2 separate regions of the Homo sapiens genome follow, and region 1 is linked to region 2. Evidence: chromatin contacts called from ENCODE Hi-C or POLR2A ChIA-PET data. All regions are on one chromosome and are shown on one strand. The core of a region is the stretch at or near the end of the contact, and the rest is flanking DNA. Distances in the headings are between cores, read along the strand shown.

Region 1 (4,442 bases), core at 1,943-4,442, 96 kb before region 2:
AGGAAAAAGGACATTAAGTGAAAATGAAGAAAATCTAAATAAACTATGAATATTAGTTAATAACAATTTATCAGTATTAGTTCATTAATTGTAACAAATGTACCCTATTAATTTAAAATGCTAACAGAGAAAATTGTACAAATGATATATGAGCATTCTCTATATTATCTGCTCAATTTTTCTGTAAATCCAAAATCGTTTCCCAAAAGTAAAATCTATTAATAAAACATCTAAAGCAAACAGACCTAAAAGGCATATGCAAATGTATAATTTAATGTTTAATAAATCAGATATAAATATTTTTAAAAACCTAATATTTGGTGACAGAAAGCAGATTAGTGGCTTGCCAGAAAGTGGTGATTAGTACTAGGGGAAGGGGATGGGACAGAACAGTATGAAGGGATTTAAAAAATGGCATGAGGAAACTTTTGGAGGCAAAGGGTATGTTTATCATTTTAGTTTCACAGGTCTAACAACAAATTATACAATTTAAATATATGCAGCTTATTATATGACAACTATATCTTGATAAAGTGGTTTTTTTCCCCAAACTATAGAAAAAATACTTCCACATTTAAATCCTCTTCTCCAAAAACAGTCTTCAGGAATATTTGAAGTTAGCCCCATCACACCTGAATTTAATCAGTGAATTTTGTTCATTCAAAGATTCATACATTTGGGAAGTTCCTGTGCCAAAAATGCTAATCACCCAGCATCAAAATTTATGGAATAATGGTGATTTAGGACATGCTGGACATCTTTATTGTTGTTTTCCCACTTCAAGATTTTCAATCTTTTGGAAACAACCTCCCCAGACATTCTGACAAGGGAATTATTATAACCAACCAAAATCAAGCCAAATATAGTTTGTCAGATTTAAAATGAGGCCAAGTGCCAATTTTACAGCAGCGACCGGAAAATCAAATTATATGGCATCTGACATTTAAAATCACACTCCTAAGAAGGCTGTCATTTGATGTCTTGGGTTTGGGTTACAGTACTTAACTTTATAATACTGGGTAACCTTGTGCCTCAGTTTTCCCAACTATGAAATTGGGATAACAGTACCTATTTTGTGAGACTGTTGAAGGATTACAGTTAACACAGGTAAAAGGCTTACAAGACTACCTGGCAATGCTGTCCTGATTTTACAAATTCTATACACTGTGTGGCATTAGCCATCAGGAAAATATAAATAAATCAGTGAGATACCACTTCACACACTTGGGGGGCTATAACAAAAAAGACAGATAAAAAATGTTGTCAAAGATGTGAAGAAACTAGGACCCTTATTCACTGCTGGTGGAAATGTAAGAAGTACAATCATTTGAACCATAGTCTGGCAGTTACTCCAAAGACCACACCTAGAGTTGCCATATGAACCAGCAATTCCACTCCTATGCATATATCCAGGAGAAAGGAAAATATACGCTGCACAAAAACTTGTACATGAATGTTCATTAGCAGGATTTTTCATGGTAGCCAAAAGGTGTAAACAACCCAAATGTCCAACAACTGATAGAGATGGATAAATAAAATGTGGTTTATCCATACAATGAAATATTATTTGTCAATAAAAAGGAGTGAAGGAGTGAAGTACTGATTCATGTGGAACATGGATGAACCTTGATCCAAAATAGCCAAATCACAGGTACAAAAAGCATATTAGTGGCTGCTGGGAGATTTAGGCGGAAATGTGGAATAACTGCTAGTGGGTATTGAGATTTTAGAGTCATACTCATGTTACAAAATTAATAGTGCTGATGGTTGCACAACTCTGAGTACATGAAAAATCAATGAACTGATACTTTGAGTGAGCTGTATGATACTGGAATTACACCTCAATAAAGCATGGTAACTGTTTTAAGATAGGCTGGAAAGAGAAAGCCTGAAAACAACAATAATGATATTAATAAATTAGTTTACTTCTCTAGTCTCATATACTTCTGTGCCCACACTTGCTCCTGTTCTATTCATAATGGTCCCCTTGCAGTTGCCATATTATATCCTGCCATTTGATGCCCGGTGAACATTCTATACCTGCTTCCCAGAATTCTCTTTACCTTTCCTCTATCTGCCTAACTTCCACATATCTAAAATTAATCAGAGTAAACTATTTACTAGAACAACCAACTCCAAATCCTAGTAACCTAACATGATAAAGGTTTGTTTCTCACTCATATAGCCCCTCCCCAGATGATCGAGGGGTCCAGGCTCCTTACCTCTAGTGGCTCCCCCACCTTCTGGAGTCTTCTGCATTCTTTATACATGGTTGAGATAAACTATGAGTCATTAGCACAGCTAGACCTTGAGGTCCTACAAGAAAATTTGCAAATCATTCACTCTGTTTTGAACAAGGTATATTTAAGATGATGTTAAAATACCCAATGGTCTTGGGTCAAATACAGTTTATGACTGTGTATCTAAAATATATATTGCAATATTCTTCCCTTTTTCTACTGACTTCATGAATTTAGCGGGGATCCATTTTATAAGCTCAAAGATAATTACTTTTCAGACTAAGAATATTTAGGGTAAAAAGTACTGTTCAACATCTCTACTGAGGATGTTATGATGTAGCACACTGTATAAGCTGGAGCTAAAGGAAACTTTCCTTAAAGTGCTATTTACTAAAAATTGGAACACATTCCTTAAGACAAATCGAAGTGTGGCACACAACATCCAAACTTCCATCATAGATACAGAGGTGTTACCATCTCCCACTCCCAAATTTCTTTGTCACGCTGAGGATACTCAAGAGGAGCAGGACATGTTGGTCGCAGCAGGAGAAACTTGAAAGCATTCACTTTTATGGAACTCATAAGGGAGAGAATCTCTTATTTAGTATCGTCCTTGATACATTTATTATTTTAAAAGATAATGTAGCCAAATGTCTTCCTCTGTGTTAAATCTTTACAAAACTGAAATCTTAAAATGGTGACAAAAATTCTACTTCTGATAGAATCTATTCATTTTTCCAATTAGATAGGGCATAATTCTTAATTTGCAAAACAAAACGTAATATGCTTATGAGGTTCCATCCCAAAGAACCTGCTATTGAGAGTAGCATTCAGAATAACGGGTGGAAATGCCAACTCCAGAGTTTCAGATCCTACCGGTAATTGGGGTAGGGAGGGGCTTTGGGCGGGGCCTCCCTAGAGGAGGAGGCGTTGTTAGAAAGCTGTCTGGCCAGTCCACAGCTGTCACTAATCGGGGTAAGCCTTGTTGTATTTGTGCGTGTGGGTGGCATTCTCAATGAGAACTAGCTTCACTTGTCATTTGAGTGAAATCTACAACCCGAGGCGGCTAGTGCTCCCGCACTACTGGGATCTGAGATCTTCGGAGATGACTGTCGCCCGCAGTACGGAGCCAGCAGAAGTCCGACCCTTCCTGGGAATGGGCTGTACCGAGAGGTCCGACTAGCCCCAGGGTTTTAGTGAGGGGGCAGTGGAACTCAGCGAGGGACTGAGAGCTTCACAGCATGCACGAGTTTGATGCCAGAGAAAAAGTCGGGAGATAAAGGAGCCGCGTGTCACTAAATTGCCGTCGCAGCCGCAGCCACTCAAGTGCCGGACTTGTGAGTACTCTGCGTCTCCAGTCCTCGGACAGAAGTTGGAGAACTCTCTTGGAGAACTCCCCGAGTTAGGAGACGAGATCTCCTAACAATTACTACTTTTTCTTGCGCTCCCCACTTGCCGCTCGCTGGGACAAACGACAGCCACAGTTCCCCTGACGACAGGATGGAGGCCAAGGGCAGGAGCTGACCAGCGCCGCCCTCCCCCGCCCCCGACCCAGGAGGTGGAGATCCCTCCGGTCCAGCCACATTCAACACCCACTTTCTCCTCCCTCTGCCCCTATATTCCCGAAACCCCCTCCTCCTTCCCTTTTCCCTCCTCCTGGAGACGGGGGAGGAGAAAAGGGGAGTCCAGTCGTCATGACTGAGCTGAAGGCAAAGGGTCCCCGGGCTCCCCACGTGGCGGGCGGCCCGCCCTCCCCCGAGGTCGGATCCCCACTGCTGTGTCGCCCAGCCGCAGGTCCGTTCCCGGGGAGCCAGACCTCGGACACCTTGCCTGAAGTTTCGGCCATACCTATCTCCCTGGACGGGCTACTCTTCCCTCGGCCCTGCCAGGGACAGGACCCCTCCGACGAAAAGACGCAGGACCAGCAGTCGCTGTCGGACGTGGAGGGCGCATATTCCAGAGCTGAAGCTACAAGGGGTGCTGGAGGCAGCAGTTCTAGTCCCCCAGAAAAGGACAGCGGACTGCTGGACAGTGTCTTGGACACTCTGTTGGCGCCCTCAGGTCCCGGGCAGAGCCAACCCAGCCCTCCCGCCTGCGAGGTCACCAGCTCTTGGTGCCTGTTTGGCCCCGAACTTCCCGAAGATCCACCGGCTGCCCCCGCCACCCAGCGGGTGTTGTCCCCGCTCATGAGCCGGTCCGGGT
Region 2 (5,020 bases), core at 1,479-3,978:
AAATGAATGTAGGTCTATCCAAAAAAAACCCCAAGAAACAAAAACAATATTATTAGCCCTTTATGCTTAAGTGATGGACTCAGGGAACAGTTGATGTTGTGATCATTTTATTATCTGATTCTTGTTACTTTGAATTAAACCAATATTTTGATGATATAAATCATTTCCACCAGCATATATTTAATTTCCATAATAACTTTAAAATTTTCTAATTTCACTCAACTATGAGGGAATAGAATGTGGTGGCCACAGGTTTGGCTTTTGTTAAAATGTTTGATATCTTCGATGTTGATCTCTGTCTGCAATGTAGATGTCTAAACACTAGGATTTAATATTTAAGGCTAAGCTTTAAAAATAAAGTACCTTTTTAAAAAGAATATGGCTTCACCAAATGGAAAATACCTAATTTCTAAATCTTTTTCTCTACAAAGTCCTATCTACTAATGTCTCCATTACTATTTAGTCATCATAACCATTATCTTCATTTTACATGTCGTGTTCTTTCTGGTAGCTCTAAAATGACACTAAATCATAAGAAGACAGGTTACATATCAGGAAATACTTGAAGGTTACTGAAATAGATTCTTGAGTTAATGAAAATATTTTCTGTAAAAAGGTTTGAAAAGCCATTTGAGTCTAAAGCATTATACCTCCATTATCAGTAGTTATGTGACAATTGTGTGTGTGTTTAATGTTTAAAGATGTGGCACTTTTTAATAAGGCAATGCTATGCTATTTTTTCCCATTTAACATTAAGATAATTTATTGCTATACAGATGATATGGAAATATGATGAACAATATTTTTTTTGCCAAAACTATGCCTTGTAAGTAGCCATGGAATGTCAACCTGTAACTTAAATTATCCACAGATAGTCATGTGTTTGATGATGGGCACTGTGGAGATAACTGACATAGGACTGTGCCCCCCTTCTCTGCCACTTACTAGCTGGATGAGATTAAGCAAGTCATTTAACTGCTCTGATTAAACCTGCCTTTCCCAAGTGCTTTGTAATGAATAGAAATGGAAACCAAAAAAAACGTATACAGGCCTTCAGAAATAGTAATTGCTACTATTTTGTTTTCATTAAGCCATAGTTCTGGCTATAATTTTATCAAACTCACCAGCTATATTCTACAGTGAAAGCAGGATTCTAGAAAGTCTCACTGTTTTATTTATGTCACCATGTGCTATGATATATTTGGTTGAATTCATTTGAAATTAGGGCTGGAAGTATTCAAGTAATTTCTTCTGCTGAAAAAATACAGTGTTTTGAGTTTAGGGCCTGTTTTATCAAAGTTCTAAAGAGCCTATCACTCTTCCATTGTAGACATTTTAAAATAATGACACTGATTTTAACATTTTTAAGTGTCTTTTTAGAACAGAGAGCCTGACTAGAACACAGCCCCTCCAAAAACCCATGCTCAAATTATTTTTACTATGGCAGCAATTCCACAAAAGGGAACAATGGGTTTAGAAATTACAATGAAGTCATCAACCCAAAAAACATCCCTATCCCTAAGAAGGTTATGATATAAAATGCCCACAAGAAATCTATGTCTGCTTTAATCTGTCTTTTATTGCTTTGGAAGGATGGCTATTACATTTTTAGTTTTTGCTGTGAATACCTGAGCAGTTTCTCTCATCCATACTTATCCTTCACACATCAGAAGTCAGGATAGAATATGAATCATTTTAAAAACTTTTACAACTCCAGAGCCATGTGCATAAGAAGCATTCAAAACTTGCCAAAACATACATTTTTTTTCAAATTTAAAGATACTCTATTTTTGTATTCAATAGCTCAACAACTGTGGTCCCCACTGATAAAGTGAAGTGGACAAGGAGACAAGTAATGGCATAAGTTTGTTTTTCCCAAAGTATGCCTGTTCAATAGCCATTGGATGTGGGAAATTTCTACATCTCTTAAAATTTTACAGAAAATACATAGCCAGATAGTCTAGCAAAAGTTCACCAAGTCCTAAATTGCTTATCCTTACTTCACTAAGTCATGAAATCATTTTAATGAAAAGAACATCACCTAGGTTTTGTGGTTTCTTTTTTTCTTATTCATGGCTGAGTGAAAACAACAATCTCTGTTTCTCCCTAGCATCTGTGGACTATTTAATGTACCATTATTCCACACTCTATGGTCCTTACTAAATACAAAATTGAACAAAAAGCAGTAAAACAACTGACTCTTCACCCATATTATAAAATATAATCCAAGCCAGATTAGTCAACATCCATAAGATGAATCCAAGCTGAACTGGGCCTAGATTATTGAGTTCAGGTTGGATCACATCCCTATTTATTAATAAACTTAGGAAAGAAGGCCTTACAGACCATCAGTTAGCTGGAGCTAATAGAACCTACACTTCTAAAGTTCGGCCTAGAATCAATGTGGCCTTAAAAGCTGAAAAGAAGCAGGAAAGAACAGTTTTCTTCAATAATTTGTCCACCCTGTCACTGGAGAAAATTTAAGAATTTGGGGGTGTTGGTAGTAAGTTAAACACAGCAGCTGTTCATGGCAGAAATTATTCAATACATACCTTCTCTGAATATCCTATAACCAAAGCAAAGAAAAACACCAAGGGGTTTGTTCTCCTCCTTGGAGTTGACCTCATTCCAAGGCAGAGCTCAGGTCACAGGCACAGGGGCTGCGCCCAAGCTTGTCCGCAGCCTTATGCAGCTGTGGAGTCTGGAAGACTGTTGCAGGACTGCTGGCCTAGTCCCAGAATGTCAGCCTCATTTTCGATTTACTGGCTCTTGTTGCTGTATGTCATGCTGACCTTATTGTTAAACACAGGTTTGTTTGCTTTTTTTCCACTCATGGAGACATGGGAGAGGCATTATTTTTAAGCTGGTTGAAAGCTTTAACCGATAAAGCATTTTTAGAGAAATGTGAATCAGGCAGCTAAGAAAGCATACTCTGTCCATTACGGTAAAGAAAATGCACAGATTATTAACTCTGCAGTGTGGCATTAGTGTCCTGGTCAATATTCGGATAGATATGAATAAAATATTTAAATGGTATTGTAAATAGTTTTCAGGACATATGCTATAGCTTATTTTTATTATCTTTTGAAATTGCTCTTAATACATCAAATCCTGATGTATTCAATTTATCAGATATAAATTATTCTAAATGAAGCCCAGTTAAATGTTTTTGTCTTGTCAGTTATATGTTAAGTTTCTGATCTCTTTGTCTATGACGTTTACTAATCTGCATTTTTACTGTTATGAATTATTTTAGACAGCAGTGGTTTCAAGCTTTTTGCCACTAAAAATACCTTTTATTTTCTCCTCCCCCAGAAAAGTCTATACCTTGAAGTATCTATCCACCAAACTGTACTTCTATTAAGAAATAGTTATTGTGTTTTCTTAATGTTTTGTTATTCAAAGACATATCAATGAAAGCTGCTGAGCAGCATGAATAACAATTATATCCACACAGATTTGATATATTTTGTGCAGCCTTAACTTGATAGTATAAAATGTCATTGCTTTTTAAATAATAGTTAGTCAATGGACTTCTATCATAGCTTTCCTAAACTAGGTTAAGATCCAGAGCTTTGGGGTCATAATATATTACATACAATTAAGTTATCTTTTTCTAAGGGCTTTAAAATTCATGAGAATAACCAAAAAAGGTATGTGGAGAGTTAATACAAACATACCATATTCTTGTTGAAACAGAGATGTGGCTCTGCTTGTTCTCCATAAGGTAGAAATACTTTCCAGAATTTGCCTAAACTAGTAAGCCCTGAATTTGCTATGATTAGGGATAGGAAGAGATTTTCACATGGCAGACTTTAGAATTCTTCACTTTAGCCAGTAAAGTATCTCCTTTTGATCTTAGTATTCTGTGTATTTTAACTTTTCTGAGTTGTGCATGTTTATAAGAAAAATCAGCACAAAGGGTTTAAGTTAAAGCCTTTTTACTGAAATTTGAAAGAAACAGAAGAAAATATCAAAGTTCTTTGTATTTTGAGAGGATTAAATATGATTTACAAAAGTTACATGGAGGGCTCTCTAAAACATTAAATTAATTATTTTTTGTTGAAAAGTCTTACTTTAGGCATCATTTTATTCCTCAGCAACTAGCTGTGAAGCCTTTACTGTGCTGTATGCCAGTCACTCTGCTAGATTGTGGAGATTACCAGTGTTCCCGTCTTCTCCGAGCTTAGAGTTGGATGGGGAATAAAGACAGGTAAACAGATAGCTACAATATTGTACTGTGAATGCTTATGCTGGAGGAAGTACAGGGAACTATTGGAGCACCTAAGAGGAGCACCTACCTTGAATTTAGGGGTTAGCAGAGGCATCCTGAAAAAAGTCAAAGCTAAGCCACAATCTATAAGCAGTTTAGGAATTAGCAGAACGTGCGTGGTGAGGAGATGCCAAAGGCAAGAAGAGAAGAGTATTCCAAACAGGAGGGATTCCAAAGAGAGAAGAGTATCCCAAACAACATTTGCACAAACCTGATGGGGAGAGAGAATGTGGGGTGGGGATGGATGATGAGACTGAAGAAGAAAGCCAGGTCTAGATAATCAGTGGCCTTGTACACCATGTTAAAGAGTGTAGACTTGATTCTGTTGTAAACAGGAAAGCAGCACAATTCATATGAATATTTTAGAAGACTCCCACTGGAATATGGAGAATAAAGTTGGAGATGACTAATCCTGGAAGCAGGGAGAACATTTTTGAGGAAGTTGCACTATTTTGGTGAAAATGATGATCATAAACATGAAGAATTGTAGGTGATCATGACCTCCTCTCTAATTTTCCAGAAGGGTTTTGGAAGATATAACATAGGAACATTGACAGGACTGACGAAAGGAGATGAAATACACCATATAAATTGTCAAACACAAGGCCAGATGTCTAATTATTTTGCTTATGTGTTGAAATTACAAATTTTTCATCAGGAAACCAAAAACTACAAAACTTAGTTTTCCCAAGTCCCAGAATTCTATCTGTCCAAACAATCTGTACCACTCCACCTATATCCCTACCT

The links. A loop is a pair of places that touch in the nucleus more often than their neighbours do. ChIA-PET counts read pairs that join two places held with the same protein, here RNA polymerase II (POLR2A). Pooled maps may share reads with other maps.
Region 1: a loop to region 2 is called in a map of heart left ventricle, with 5 times the contacts of the local background. The contact joins the promoter of PGR here to the enhancer-like site in region 2. A Hi-C loop is called at or near these places in 20 of 168 maps with a recorded cell type or tissue (K562, Right ventricle myocardium inferior, Right ventricle myocardium superior and 8 more) and 13 of 50 pooled maps. POLR2A ChIA-PET finds 5 or more read pairs at or near these places in 1 of 52 experiments (IMR-90).

What each region holds. Positions count from the first base shown.
Region 1 is chr11:101,128,563-101,133,004 of GRCh38, reverse strand. It overlaps PGR (progesterone receptor), which reads left to right and starts at 3,192. Exons shown (of 8, transcript NM_000926.4): 1 at 3,192-4,442. The coding sequence starts at 3,935. It also overlaps PGR-AS1.
Region 2 is chr11:101,031,984-101,037,003 of GRCh38, reverse strand. PGR (progesterone receptor) reads left to right here. Exons shown (of 8, transcript NM_000926.4): 8 at 1-5,020. Among named protein-coding and RNA genes, the nearest start is that of PGR, 95 kb to the left of the region's middle. Within about 2 kb of position 2,728, at least 8 of the 41 ENCODE cell types and tissues checked have a DNase peak (open chromatin) inside an H3K27ac peak, as active enhancers do; they include heart left ventricle, heart right ventricle and ovary, where a contact is called at or near this core.